Regions from separate parts of the Homo sapiens genome. Here region 1 is linked to region 2. A link is a contact called in ENCODE Hi-C or POLR2A ChIA-PET data. All regions are on one chromosome and are shown on one strand. The core of a region is the stretch at or near the end of the contact, and the rest is flanking DNA. Distances in the headings are between cores, read along the strand shown.

Evidence for each region. A loop is a pair of places that touch in the nucleus more often than their neighbours do. ChIA-PET counts read pairs that join two places held with the same protein, here RNA polymerase II (POLR2A). Pooled maps may share reads with other maps.
Region 1: a map of natural killer cell shows a loop between it and region 2 (4-fold over the local background). The contact joins the enhancer-like site here to the promoter of UFD1 in region 2. A Hi-C loop is called at or near these places in 2 of 168 maps with a recorded cell type or tissue (endothelial cell of umbilical vein and natural killer cell) and 8 of 50 pooled maps. POLR2A ChIA-PET finds 5 or more read pairs at or near these places in 8 of 52 experiments (AG04450, K562, WTC11 and 4 more).

The regions. Positions count from the first base shown.
Region 1 is chr22:19,571,487-19,578,264 of GRCh38, reverse strand. No RefSeq gene overlaps it. Among named protein-coding and RNA genes, the nearest start is that of LINC00895, 8.0 kb to the right of the region's middle. Within about 2 kb of position 1,349, at least 11 of the 41 ENCODE cell types and tissues checked have a DNase peak (open chromatin) inside an H3K27ac peak, as active enhancers do; they include endothelial cell of umbilical vein and natural killer cell, where a contact is called at or near this core.
Region 2 is chr22:19,473,268-19,480,702 of GRCh38, reverse strand. UFD1 (ubiquitin recognition factor in ER associated degradation 1) reads left to right here and starts at 1,510. Exons shown (of 12, transcript NM_005659.7): 1 at 1,510-1,620; 2 at 5,101-5,233; 3 at 5,603-5,635. The coding sequence starts at 1,618. CDC45 (cell division cycle 45) reads right to left here and starts at 783. Exons shown (of 19, transcript NM_003504.5): 1 at 684-783; 2 at 486-545. The coding sequence starts at 734. RefSeq lists silencers at 834-883, 1,674-1,743 and an enhancer at 974-1,273.

The DNA of each region.
Region 1 (6,778 bases), core at 100-2,599, 98 kb before region 2:
CATTGTGAGGCCAATTATGAAATCTAAGGAGACTAGGGACTTCCAGTTTCATTAACTTGATTCTTCTGTTAGGAAGAAAGTACCTAGATTAAAATAATTCACCCTAAGATGTGAATGAATGAAAATGAATGTCAAAACCCTCTAGAGAACTTTAACAAGGCATCAATTCACGGAAAGCCTAACTGGTAAAATTAGTAGAATATATCTCAGACTGTCTACAACATCAAAGGAGAAGCGTGTCTATATTGAGGGAATGGGTTCAGGAGAGACACCAACAGGGGAGCTCATGTTCCGTGTCTCTCTAGATTACAGGATCCAGAGGTTCTATGAGTGGCCATCCCTGATCACCCCCAGTTCCCAACTGACCCAGACCACGGCCTCCCAATCCCTGCATCGGCCCTTTAAGCTCCCAGGGTGGCTGTGACTCCTTGGGTATCAGCTTGCTCGGCGTCCTGCCTCTGATGCCCTCCGGATGCATCCCTGGGGACTGCGGCTCATGGGCCCCACGGAGGCAGGAGGAACTGACCTCGCCAAACCCTAGCCAGGCTGTCACCTGGCCCAGACCGCCTTGGTCTGGATGTCTGCCGCAGCCTGGGCTCTGCTCACCACTCTAAACACAAGTGGCCACATACCATCTGATTCCACTTACATGAAATGTCCAGAAAGGGCAAATCCATAGGGACAGAAAGTAGACTGGTGGTTGTGAGAGGCTGGGAGAGGCTGAGAGAGGAGGTAGGTGAGGGGGAAATGGGAGTGACTGATTCATGAGTACTGGGCTTCTTTTGGGGCCATGCAAATATTCTAAACTGGATGGTGATGGTTACACAACTCTGTGAACAGACTAAAAATGATGGAAAACTCTACTAAGAACTCTTCTTCCGAGGGGTGAATTGTAGGGTATGTGAATCATATCTCAGTAAAGCTGCTGCAAAGCAAGCAGAGAGAGAGGAGGGAAGTAGGAGAGGCTGGCGGCCCCAGGAGTAGGGCTCAGGAACCAGCTACGGAGGCTGGGAGGCGGGGCCAGAGCCAGTCGGAGGCACAACCAACTGCAGGCAGCTTGGACAACCCTGAGGGCGCTTCCAGCTGAACTGTGGAGTGTTTGGCAGAAGCAAGAGCAGGGGGCCAAGCTTCTGGTGATGGCCTGGGCCCTAGACACCCCCTCCCCTAACAAAACCCAGAAAGGAGTGACTGGGAGAGAAGGCATAGTCAGGAGCATCACTCCCACGCCTGGCCTCCCCACCACCAAGCCTGCCTGGCCTCCCCAGCACCAAGCCCACAGGCACGGCACACTAGCAACCGCCCAGAATGACTCACACCTTCCTGTGACATTGTCTAATATGAACTGCCCAGGGTCTTGAAGCACCGAGCACTGGGAGATCCCCGTGTCCCCAGGAACTGTACTCTGCATTTTCAAATAGAACATTTTCATGATATGTTGATGGCCACTCTTTTCCCTGACTGGCCATCTGAGAAACTGAACAGAGGTGAGGTTACGGCACCCCCCAAAGGTGACCAGAGAAGCTCATCACTGACAGCCCAGGGGAGCCCTTTTGGGCCCGACACAGAGTGTCACCCTCTGAAGCTGTCACAGAATCAGAGACTAGGGCTCTGTCACCTCACACCTCGGGAACACTGCAGGGGTGCTCTGCAGCAGCATGTTTCTCTCTCTCTCTCTTTTTTTTTTTTTTTTTGAGACAGAATCTCACTCTTGTCCAGGCTGGAGTGCAGTGACATGATCTTGACTCACTGCAACCTCCACCTCTTGCGTTCAAGCAATTCTCCTGCCTCAGCCTACCGAGTTAACTGGGATTACAGGCACCACGCCCAGCTGTTTTGTATTTTTGGTAGGGACGGGGTTTCCCCATGTTTGCCAGGGTGGTCTCAAACTCCCGACTTCAAGTGATCCGCCCGCCTTGGCCTCCCAAAGTGTTGGGACTACAGGCATGAGCCACCATGCCTGGCCTGCAGCATGTCTCTTTTTTTTTTTTTTTGAGACGGAGTCTCTCTCTGTCACCCAGGCTGGAGTGCAGTGGCGCAGTCTCGGCTCACTGCAACCTCCATCTCCCAGGTTCACACCATTCTCCTGCCTCAGCCTCCCGAGCTGGGACTACAGGCGCCTGCCACCATGCCCGGCCAATTTTTTGTATTTTTAGTAGAGATGGGGTTTCACCATGCTAGGCAGGATGGTCTCGATCTCCTGACCTCGTGATCCACCCATCTCGGCCTCCCAGAGTGCTGGGATTACAGGCGTGAGCCACTGCGCCCGGCCCAGCATGTCTCTTAAACGCAGGGGCCACGAGCAGAGCTGTCAGAATGCTTCAGAGGAAAACAAGTGGGGCCCGGTGACAACTCACACAAGACACTGGGGGTGACACGGAAGAAGGGGACCCTCCAGGGCTGCTTTTAAGTTGGGGGCATTCTTAGAATTAAGAAGCTGTCAATCAACTGCCAGATCCTGCAAAGAACTGTTTCAACTCCATTAAGGAAAAATAAAGGAAACCCAAAAGAAAAACAGACAGAGGATACAATGTTCTCATGAAGATTGCCTGTAACCAATAAACATTTTAAAAGATGCTTAAAGTTGCAAGTCATGGATAGAATGTAAATTAAGGCATCAATAAGACAACCTTTTTCACCCAACAGATTAGGTTAAATCTAGTGCTGGAGAAAGTGTGGGGAAACAGGCATTCTCAGGCCACGGAGCAACATCTGTTAAAACTCTAAAAGGTTGGGCAGGCGTGGTGGCTCATGCCTGTAATCCCAACATTTTGGGAGGCCAAGGCGGGTGGGTCACTACAGGTCAGGAGGAGTTCAAGACCAGCCTGACCAACATGGTGAAACCCTGTCTCTACTAAAACTACAAAATCACCTGGGCTTGTTGGCGCATGCCTGTAATCCCAGCTACTTGGGAGGCTGAGGCAGGAGAATTGTTTGAACTCGGGAGGCGGAGGTTGCAGTGAGCTGAGATCGCGCCACTGCACTCCAGCTTGGGTGACACAGCAAGACTCCATCTCAAAAAACAAACAAACAAACAAACAAACAAAAACCTCTAAAAGGTACATGCCCTTTAGCCTAGCAATTCCACTTGGAGGAGCCCAGCCTGCAAAACTACTCACAAATGCACACAAGTGAATACACACACTCAAGAATGTTCACTGTAGGGCTATATTTTAACAGAAGAAAACTTACAGGCACCTAAATGTTCTTCCACAGAGGAATAATTATAAATAATGATTCATCCATATAATAAAATACTATATAGGTATAGAAGAAAACGTTTAAGGACTATGTTAACAATGATGTTATCTCTGGAGAATGGGATTTTAGGAGAGGACTCCCATTATACCTTTGCATGACATTTATAATCAGAAAACAAACCTTCAAAAAAATGAGTTGCTGGGATGATGGTATGATCCCATTTACATAAAACGGAAAATAATATATATGCATATGTACATACGTGTAGCTGTGCTGTCTAGAAAAGTGTCTGCAAGTGTCTGCATCTGTATATAGTAGCTATGGCTTCACATCTTTACAACAAGCACACCTAAGTGTGGCTTGTTTAATTTTAAAAAGACCCGAGCTGGGGCTCAACAGTCTGCTGGAGCCACCTCATGTGGTCCCTTGGCTCATACCTCTCCCTAAGCAACTCCTCCACACTCTCAGTAGTGTCTGCATGCGGAGGAGTCCCTCAGACTCATTTCCCAGGGGCCTCCTCTGAGCCCCAAGTCTACATGACCAAGTTGCTTTGCAAAATCTCCCTCCAGATCCACCCAAGTCAGACACAAGGCTTGGTCTTCCCTTCCACATCAGGTCCTGTTCTGGCGTTCTATCTCTGCAATGGCTCCATCACCGTTTATGCTCACCCCTCCTCCCCATGACCCATGCCTAGACCGCCACTACATCCTCCATCTCTCTCAAACACACCTCTGCTCCCACTCCTGCCACCACACACCCCCAACAGCCTCAGTCTGGGGAGCTGTCATCTCTCACCTGGATGCCAGTGCCTGCCTGTGCCATCCATCCTCCAAGCCACAAATAAACGGTGGCTGGAAAACAGGAGCCTGATCTGTGGCTACTCCCTGCTTAGACGCCTCAATGGCTGTCCATGGCACGAATACCAAGGCCAATCCCCTAACCGGGCCTGGAACACCCCTTACCTTCCACCCCTGCCTCACCATCCTCCCCTCCCTCTGGGCTCCATCCTCTGGCCACCATCAGGCCCCAGGGCCACTACACAGGGGATTCCCACCATCTGAGACTCCCTCTCCCTCGCCCCCAGTCCCAGTCCCACAGCACCCAGGAGGTTCCCAGTCATCCTTCGGTTCTCAGCTCAGTCCTCGATTCCTCAGTGAAACCAACTCCGACCCTCCCCTCAGTTCAAGGTTTCCATGATACCATCACTGTGCCTCAGAGATTTCATCTCTGTCCCTGCCCCTCAGCTCTGCGTGCCAGGAAAGTGAAGCATTGTTGAACCCAGATGCCCAGCTCAGTGTGTGCACCAGAGCAGGAGTACAGCGTTTGATGGGTCCTACATATGCAGAAAAATGTTTGAAAACTGTCATGGCCTGGATGCCCCCAAAATTCATGTGTTGAAACTTAACTGCCAATGTGACAGCATTAAGATACAAGGCCTTTAGGAGGTGATTAAGTTCTGCAGGGGGAGCCCTGATAAACAGGATCAGTGACCTTGTAAAACGGCTTGAAGGAACCAGCGAGGCAGGTTTTGCCCTTCTGCCTTCTGCCCTTCTGCCCTTCTGCCTTCTGCCCCATGGGGACACAGCAAGAAGGCCCTCACCAGACACTGAATGCTGGTGCCTTGGTCTCAGACTTCCCAGCCTCCAGAACTGTAAGAAATAAATATCTGTTGTTTATAAACTACCCTGTCTCAAGTATCTTGTTACAGCAGCACAATAGACTAAGACAAATACTGTACATACTTAAAAAAAGAATCCTTTGATTCTGTCTGGGCACAGTGGCTCACACCTATAATCCCAGCACTTTGGGAGGCCAAGGCAGGTGGATTGCCTGAGCTCAGGAGTTCGAGACCACCCTGGGCAACATGGTGATACCCCATCTCTACTAAAATACAAAAAATTAGCTGGGTGTGGTGGCGCATACCTGTAGTCCCAGCTACTCAGGAGGCTGAGGCACGAAAATCGCTTGAGCCCCACAGGCAGAGGTTGCAGTGAGCCAAGATCGCACCACTGCACTCCAGCTTGGGCTACAGAGTGAGACTCCATCTCAAAAAAAAAGAAAGAAAGAGAAAAGGCCAGGTGCGGTGGCTCACGCCTGTAATCCCAGCACTTTGGGAGGCCAAGGCGGGTGGATCACAAGGTCAAGAGATGGAGACCATCCTGGCCAACACGGTGACACCCCGTCTCTACTAAAAATACAAAAAAAATTAGTTGGGCATGATGGCACGCACCTGTAGTCCCAGCTACTTGGGAGGCTGAGGCAGGAGAATTGCTTGAACCCAGCAGGCGGAGGTTGCAGTAAGCCTATATCATACCACTGCACTCCAGCCTGGCGACAGAGTGAGACTCCATCTAAAAAAAAAATCAAAAAACAAAATAAAACCTCTTATTTTGAAAATGTTCAAATATACACAGAAGTATAGAGAGAAGAGTAGAATGGATGCCCATGTGCCCAGCATCCAGCCTCAGGAACTACCAGCCTCCTGCTGTTTTATTTTCTCTATCCATCCTTCACATCTTTTTTTTTTCTCGTTTTACTCACAAATACTTAAGTATGTAAGTAGATACACTTCACCCACATAATAGAGAATACTCTATACATGTATTCATGGGTCAAAGGGGTCCCTGAGATACACACAATTCATACTCATCCCTCTGAACACTGCAAGCGTCGTGTGGAGCCATTTGCTTTCCCACACACTCGCTTTCTGCCGCAGCAAGGCTGGACCCTGCTGGAGTGGTGATGTGCAGGAACTGCCTCATAGCTCAGGTGGTAAAGTTATTTGGCTGGGAACTGAGTCTCTCCCCACATGCTGTCACACCCTTCCCGGCCCTGACAAACACAAAGAGATGCATCCCATTGAGTCACCCACTTGGCTGAACCGTGTACCTGGTAACCTCCTTGGGAGGTTCTTTGGAGGGTATTTTTCTCCTCTACACAAAGCATGCCTGCGAAGTAAGCTGAGAATGACAAAAACAGGAAAGCCCAATCTTGCAGAGACAGAGGGGCCAAGGCCTGCATGATAATGCGGCCCAAATTCATAGCTCAGACCCAAAAGAAAACAAATGTTCCATTCTTTCTGTGTCCACCTCTAAACTAAGCAATACAGTGAGGGCAGTAAATTGCAATTACAAGTAAGAACTTTAGCAGTTGCTGATCATAAAATGAAAAGGGACAAATATGTTTATCCTTAACAGGGTCACAAATAATTCCACAGCTGTTAATTTTGGCAGCCACGACTCTGCAGGCAGTATGGGCTCATGGTATACTATCTTCATTGTCACCTCGGACAAAGATCCTGTTGGCCAAAGGCACACAGGCATCTTCAGGAAAACTAGATTTAAATGGTAAGATTAAAAAACACAGTCATTATTTAAAAGCACAAGAAAGGTTTCTTTTTTAAAGTTCACTAACAAATCCAGAGAGTGATGAAAGCCAATGCTTTATCCACTTATCAACACAGATCACATGACTGCTTTCAGATGACTCACTTGGCCAGATTTACTGACCAGGACCCTGCACAAAATACTACAGAGAAGACCAACGTTGACAGAGGATGTCTATGTCCTGTGTTCTGCCC
Region 2 (7,435 bases), core at 261-2,760:
GTTCCTGATCCAAGGGCCTGACCAAAACAACGTAAATACTATGCCCTATTCAAAACCAAACTAACGATCTTCCCTAATAGACTAGGGGCTCCCATATTCCCAGCAACACCTGTGACACGACTATACCCACAGTTGTCACAGATTCCTCTCTCTCAAATCCCCCATTTGAGAGGCCACGACAGATCCAAAGTTTCCCCCAAATGCAACTGCTGTGTTCACCTATTAATATTAATAGCTTATTGCAAAAATACAAACTAGTCTCTTTACCTTTTACTTAATCCTTTATCCCACCCCACACCGTTGGGACAGGGAGGCAACCTCTCCTCCGAGTCTCTCTCCTCTCACTTGCTGTTCACCTCCTGCCCTGCTCCCTCTCCCACCCTAAGCCCTCAGCACCCATCCTGACACTCTGCCCGCCCTGCGCCCCCACGCAGCACCCTCACCTCGCGCGCCGGCCCCGCCCTCCTAGGGTCCGCAGAACTCACCTGAAGGATCTTGCACGCACACAGAGCATCCACGTCCGAGGCCACGAAGAGAAGGACCCTCTATCGGGGAAGAGCAGACCGGCTGAACACGGCGACCCGAACCCCGGCCCTCCCCTGCCTCCCGGTCACCCACGGTCGCTCCCCCTCATCCCTTCCCCACCGGCAAGGCCTCGGCGGGGGTCCCGGACTGGGCGTCACCTGGCTCTGGACCACCTCGTAGAACTCTTTGCGGAAATCGGACACGAACATAGCCACGGCGGCCGGACGCCTGGCGCTCGCGCTGAGGTACCAAGAGCCCGGCGGCGGTCAAGACTCCCGCCAAATCACGGCTCCTCCGATTGGTCCAGGGATCACCAACCAATAGCTTCTTAGTTCCCAGCCTTCCTTTCTTTCTGATTGGGCCACATTGGAGGCGGCCATTAGCGCTCTGCCATTCACGGCCAGAAAACTCCAGCCCGCCCCCAAAGAAGCGTCACCTCTGAGGCCGAACGCAAACACTGTTGCCCCCTTCAACTCTGACTCGCTTTTACCCAGAAAAGCGACGCTGGGCGGACATCTTTACTTTGGGAAGAGAAGCCTACTGCCTCCCACTGGGAACCCTCAGGGAAAGTATACTTCTAACCATACATTAAACTCAGTCACATACCCAATGGGGCAGCATTTACGTTTGCAATAGGTTTTTGGTGTGGTTTGAAGAAGGATTTGTAGCTTAGTTCCGCCCGAGTCCTCGATGGCTGAAGCAGAGGCAGTCTGGGTAGTGCATTGTGGGTAGTGTAGTCGTAAGGACAATGGGCCCTACTAAATTCGTCTGGAGGGGAATACTGTCAACACGTAATTTAAAATAACGTTTAAAAATACCTATAAAAGGGGAAATAAATCACGAAAGGGCATTTTAATGCTTCTACTGAGGGTGTTTTAGAGCCTAGCGTCTTCGCCTGGCCTTTTCTCTTTTGCAGCCGACGCTTTGTCCCGGGCACCCCCCCTCCGGGTCTCGGGTCCGGCACTTCCGGTGAGCCTCTGGGGCGTACCGGCTTGGCGCGGCGGCAGCGGCAGCGGCGGCTGGGAGAGCGGTCGGCGGGGTTTCTTCGTTGCATTGCCTGAGAGGAGCGGAGTCTGCCAGGTGGTGTCCATCATGGTAAGCGCTGACGGGCAGCGGGCGGGGGCTGGGCCTTGGCCCGGGGCCTGAGGTAGGGCCCGGCGGGGCAGGGCGGGGCGGGACGGCGGCGGAGGTGCCGAGTCACCCGGGCCTGAGTCCGGCCTGCAGGCTCATCGGCCGCACCGGGCACAAGCAGGACCCTTGACCACTAACCGCCTGTGGTCGCGTCCGCCGGTCCTGAACGTGGCTCGCATTCTGTCTCAGCCGGACTTGCCCTCCTTGACGAAAGAAAGGAAGGTTTGTGTCCATTCACGGGTTTCCCAAGTGCTGGACGCGCAACAGGTTTCCATAAACCCAAAGTTAGTTGCAAGGTTGCTGGGGATGGGAACAGAATCAGGGCGCTCCCCAGGGAGAATCCGTAGTGGGCATCCCCCGCTCTTGGGGGACACCCAGCTCTTGCCCCAGCTCCGTGAGCTCCGTGCCTACGGGTTCGTGCCTTCGAATCTGTACAGCGGTGTTGTGTTCGGTAATGATAACGATGGAAGCTAATACCTGCTGGTACATTTCCTGTTACACAGCTTTTAACACCTGTACTCCCTCATCGCGGCTTATTTCTTTTAATCCCTACAATCCCTTTGGAAGCAAGGATGATGATGATTTTAAACATGAGAAAACTAACGTTTACAGAGGTACTTTATTCGAGTCACAGAAGTAGGGACTGGAGAGTTGAAGCCAAGTCTGTCTGGCTGCAAAGCACTCTACGGTATTGTCTTCCTGTCACCTGTTTATTTTAGTAAAGACAAGGAATGATTGTTAGATTTTATCCCAAGTGTGTCACTGTCAAACCCTGGCTTATTTCTATTCTTGAGTTCATCCACTCAAGAATACCTGATATGTTCCAGGCAGTGTGCTAGGTCTCGGGATTGAAAAGGAAAGTGAGAGATGGGATCGGGAGCAGCAAAGAAGGGGCAGAAGGTCGGGTTCATGGGTAAACTGCAGGCAGGTTGTTAAGTATGTTGCCCCTTTGTGCGGATTTACCTTTTATATTCAAAGAGAAGAAATGGCTTACATAGGTTGGCTAGTGAGAAGCACTCAAGGGAAGCAAGCCCCTACCCTGTTCTGGCCTTGTTCACCCAGAAACGCTATTTCCTGTGTTATGGTTCTGGCCAAGATTTAGCTGAACAGTTATGCTGCTTAAAAGAAGAAAGACAAAAGATTGGAAATTACTGTGTTAGAGTGCCAGGGAGTAAAGAACCATCCCAGATTTTAGGCGGGAACATGCTATGTTTGCATTTTGGGAGATGGCTAATTCAGCTTGCTAATTTTGGAGTTGCTAGTAAACTGCTTTGTCAGTAGGTGGCATTCCTTCTACTAAATATATATTTGGAATCAAGTCAAGAAATTTTCTCTAATACAGATTTTTTTTTAGTTGTGGTTAAAAAAACCAAATTTTTATCATCTTAACCGTTTTTCAGTCTATAGTTCAATAGTGTTGAGTACATTCACGAGCAACAGATTTTCAGAACTTTTTCATCTTGCAAAAGTGAAACTCTACTCACATTAAACAATAGCTCTCCATTTTCTGCTCCTCACAGCCCCTGTCAATCTCTGTTCCACTTTGTCTCCATGAATTTGCCTACTCTAGGTACTTCCTAGAAGCGGACTCATAAAATATAAGTCCTTTTATGACTGACTTACTTCACTTGGCATGATATCCTCAAGGTTCATCCATGTGACAGGATTTCTTTCCTTTTAAAAGCTGAATAATATTTCATTGTATGTATATACCATACCACAATTTGTTTATTCATTCATCTGTCATTGGACACTTGAGTTGCTTCCACCTTTTAGCTATTATGAATAATTGTGCTATGAATACGGGGTGTACAAAAATCTCTTCTTGATTCTGCCTCCAGTTCTTTTGAATATATATCCTCCTGTGAGATTTTAGGTGGTTTCAGTTACCCGAGGTCAACCATGGTCCAAAAATATTAAAATAGAAACCACATTCACATAACTTTTATTACAGTATATTGTTGTAATTGTTTTATTATTAATTGTTAATCTCTTACTGTGCCTAATTTATAAATTAAACTTTTTTTTTTTTTTTTTTTTGAGATGGAGTCTTGCTCTGTTGCCCAGGCTGGAGTGCAGTGGCACGATCTCGGCTCACTGCAACTTCCACCTCCTGGGTTCAAGCGATTCTTCTGCCTCAGCCTCCTGAGTAGCTGGGATTACAGGCGTGTACCACCACGCCCGGCTAATTTTTGTATTTTTAGTAGAGAGAGGGTTTCACTATGTTGGCCAGGCTGGTCTCAAACTCCTGACCTCAGGTAATCCACCTGCCTCTGCCTCCCAAAGTGCTGGGATTATAGGCGTGAGCCACCGCACCCAGCCTATAAATTAAACTTTATTGTAGATATGTATAAGAAAATTGTAGATATGTATAAGAAAAAACATAGTATGTATAGATTTCAGTATTATCTGTGGTTTCAGGCGTCCACTGGGGATGTTGGAATGTATCCCCTGTGGATATGGGGGTGGGGGGTGGGAGGAATACTGTACTTTGAGAAAACCTTCAAATTGATACATGTTTGCTAAGCCTCATCTTAGTCTACAGTTTAAGATCTAGGATCTTATCTTTTTAATGGCATCATGTTTTAGCTTTGCTTGTTGCTGTAAGAAAGCATCATAACATAGTGTAACGTGTACCTACTTTGTGCTGTGAGAGCACGCTGGAGAGGCACTAGACCTGACCCTCAGCAGAGCAAGAGAGGCTTCCTGGGGAAAGGAAAGGATGGTAATTGGAACCCAGGGGAAGGGGTGCAACCACTGGGTACCTGTTCTTCCTGCTGCCTGGAATGTCTTTCCCTCTTTTTTGCCTGGCTCCCTCTCATAGCATTCAGGTCTTTGTGCAGAGTCCCTTCCTAACCACCTATTTAAAATAGCATTCCCAGGAGCCCTGTGTCTACTTACCCTGCTGCTTGTCTTCAGAACTGCCAGACACACATGTGTGTGTGTCCGTTGCTTGGAGTGTATATCTCTCTTGCTTTGAGTGTCATTTTCACCAGGACAGGGGTGGTATCTATTTTGTTAGTGGACAGACATCACTGGAGTGGTGCTTCCCTTGTGCTCATATCAGAGCCTGGCAGACAGTAGGCACTCAATAAAGAGATGTTTCAATTAACAAATATTGTTTAGATTAATGATAATAGGAAAAGTGTTCAAGGCAGAGGAACTAGCCCAGGCAGGAGTCTGTGGGGCTGTCAGTACAAGTCTCTGAGGTATGCAAGAGGTTGGGCCTTGATCCTGAGGATGAAGATGGGAGCATAGCCCTGAAAAAGGTTCAGGACAGGCTTGGCATGGCCTGTTTTGTATTTAGTAAGATTACATTGAAGATTTCAGTACATTGTGTTCTCTGACAATGTTTAGTAGCATTAATTACTCTGACATGTTTTGGCTTTTGACATGAAGAAATGTACCTTTGTTTTAATACTTGTTTCTCTTTCCTCCTTCTAGTTCTCTTTCAACATGTTCGACCACCCTATTCCCAGGGTCTTCCAAAACCGCTTCTCCACACAGTACCGCTGCTTCTCTGTGTCCATGCTAGCAGGGCCTAATGACAGGTCAGATGTGGAGAAAGGAGGGAAGAGTATGTGCTTGTTTTTATTTGAATAGTAACTTTTCCTGCCCTAAGTCTGCAATGCTGTAGCCTTCAACAGTACTTACTTTGCATGTGGGAGTCAGAAGCTAGTGTTACTGTGAAAATGGTGCTGGGATTTATCCCTGACTTGCTCTGTTGGGGTGGGGTGCTAATTATGGTTAGGTTTATGGCTGATAACCATTCAGTTCCCAAAATAAATTACATCAAGTAAGATTCTTCATGAAAGATCACTGGGACATTCTGGCTACCCTAAAAACAGTTTAAGGCTTTTTGTTAGATATAAAGAAACTGCATCTTGCCTTTGGTCTGTCCTTTTTATTTTTATTTTTTAATATTTCTTAAATGTTCTTTCCACAGTAATTATGCCACCCTCGGCCCTGGACCAACTCAGTAAGTATCTTCTGAGTGACTTAAGGACTTAGATAATGTACATATGGACACCAAGAGTCAGCATGGGCTCCTCAGTACATCCAGACACCAGTGCCCTTTGTCAGCATCTGGTTGTGAATTGTCCGTGGAGGGCATGCGCTGGGCTGGGAGAACCTGGGTCACAGGTACCTAGGGCGAGGCCAGGGCCCCCTGAACCTCAGCTTCATCACTGCCCTGGGTGCTTCAGGTTCCTCCTCTGTGAAGGGGGTTCCCTTTCCCTTCCTGATCACCACCTCCACCCACCCCCCAACTGTTCTCAGTATTCTGTCAGGATTAAGTGAAGGTACAAGTATCAAGTGCTTTGTACCGTGCCAGGGCAGCTGATGCCATTGGCTGGGCTCACTAGATTTTTTTCCTAAAGGAAGAATTGGTCAGCTCACAAGAGGGCGCTGTGAGCAGGTTCCTCATCCCCTCACCAAACATCTTTCCTGAGCTCCAGACCCCCATTTCTTTTCTTTTATTTATTTATTTATTTATTTTTTGAGACAGAGTTTTGCTCTTAGCGCCCAGGCTGGAGTGCAGTGGCGCAATCTTGGCTCACTGCAACCTCTGCCTCCCAGGTTCAAGTGATCCTCCTGCCTCAGCCTCCCGAGTAGCTGGGATTACAGGCACCCGCCACCACGCCCGGCTAATTTTTTGTATTTTTAGTAGAGATGGGGTTCCGCCATGTTGGGCAGGCTGGTCTTGAACTCCTGACCTCAGGTGACCTGCCTGCCTCGGCCTCCCAAAGTTATGGGATTATAGGCGTGAACCACCATGCCCGGCCCAGACCCCCGTTTCTAATCTCCAGTGCACCAATGCATCCTCAGCATGTCAAAAACTGAGCTATTGTCTTCCATCCAGAAGCCACTCCTCTTGCTGGGCTCCTGCCTCTTACCAGGAGTGAGATAGGCCCACAGGGGTTCTAAGAGTGGCCACATTCTTCCTCCCTTTTCTCTGACCCCTTATCCCATGAGAGCAACCTGGAAACCCATGCCCTAGCCCCATACTACACAGGCACAGAAAATCCCTATCATGGACAACCCAATCAAGGATGCAGTCATTGCCTTCCAGACTTAAAGAGTGTTTCTGGTGTGAATTCTTCCTGTGTGAGGCAGGAGACTGGGGTTGGCCAGGAGGACAGGTTCATGCTTGGTTTTGGGGGCCTCTGGTGGCAGCAAGCAGAGAACAGGTGCTGGCTGTGGTGTGACTCACCTCGGGCTCTTTGCCCAGCCTGACTCCAGAGTAGCAACTTGACCTCTCTGAACCTCAATGTCCTCTTCTTTAATTGGGGATATCTACAGTGTCTGTGCATCAGAAGTACTGTAGTGTCTGTGACAACCTAAGCTATCCGATTCCAACCACAAGGTGGAGGTAGCCCCTGAGCCAGCACTGGCTGTGGCTATACCCAGTGGAGGCCTCAGCTCAACCAGTAGGTCAACAGAGCTATGGAGTTCACAGTTCTCACGAAGACCCTGTCATTACAGAGGAGAGAACAGGCTCCCTAAAAAGGTCTTCCTTTCAAGTCATGCTGACCCAGGAGCCAGACACCAGGGGTGACCCTTGGCACAGGTGTCCAGAAGAGACTCAGGGGCTGGGTCATTGAGGTGTAGCTCAGATCAGTGTTGTTCAAATCTTTTAAGTGATGGGAGAAACTCTTTCTGTCTAAATCTTATAGGAAGTCCTCTAATTCATAAAATGAGGTTCTCTGCTTTTTTTGGAGAAAGTGAGGGGGTACAGAGGGACTGGGAGCCCCAGGGCACTGGGAGCCTCTAAGTCACA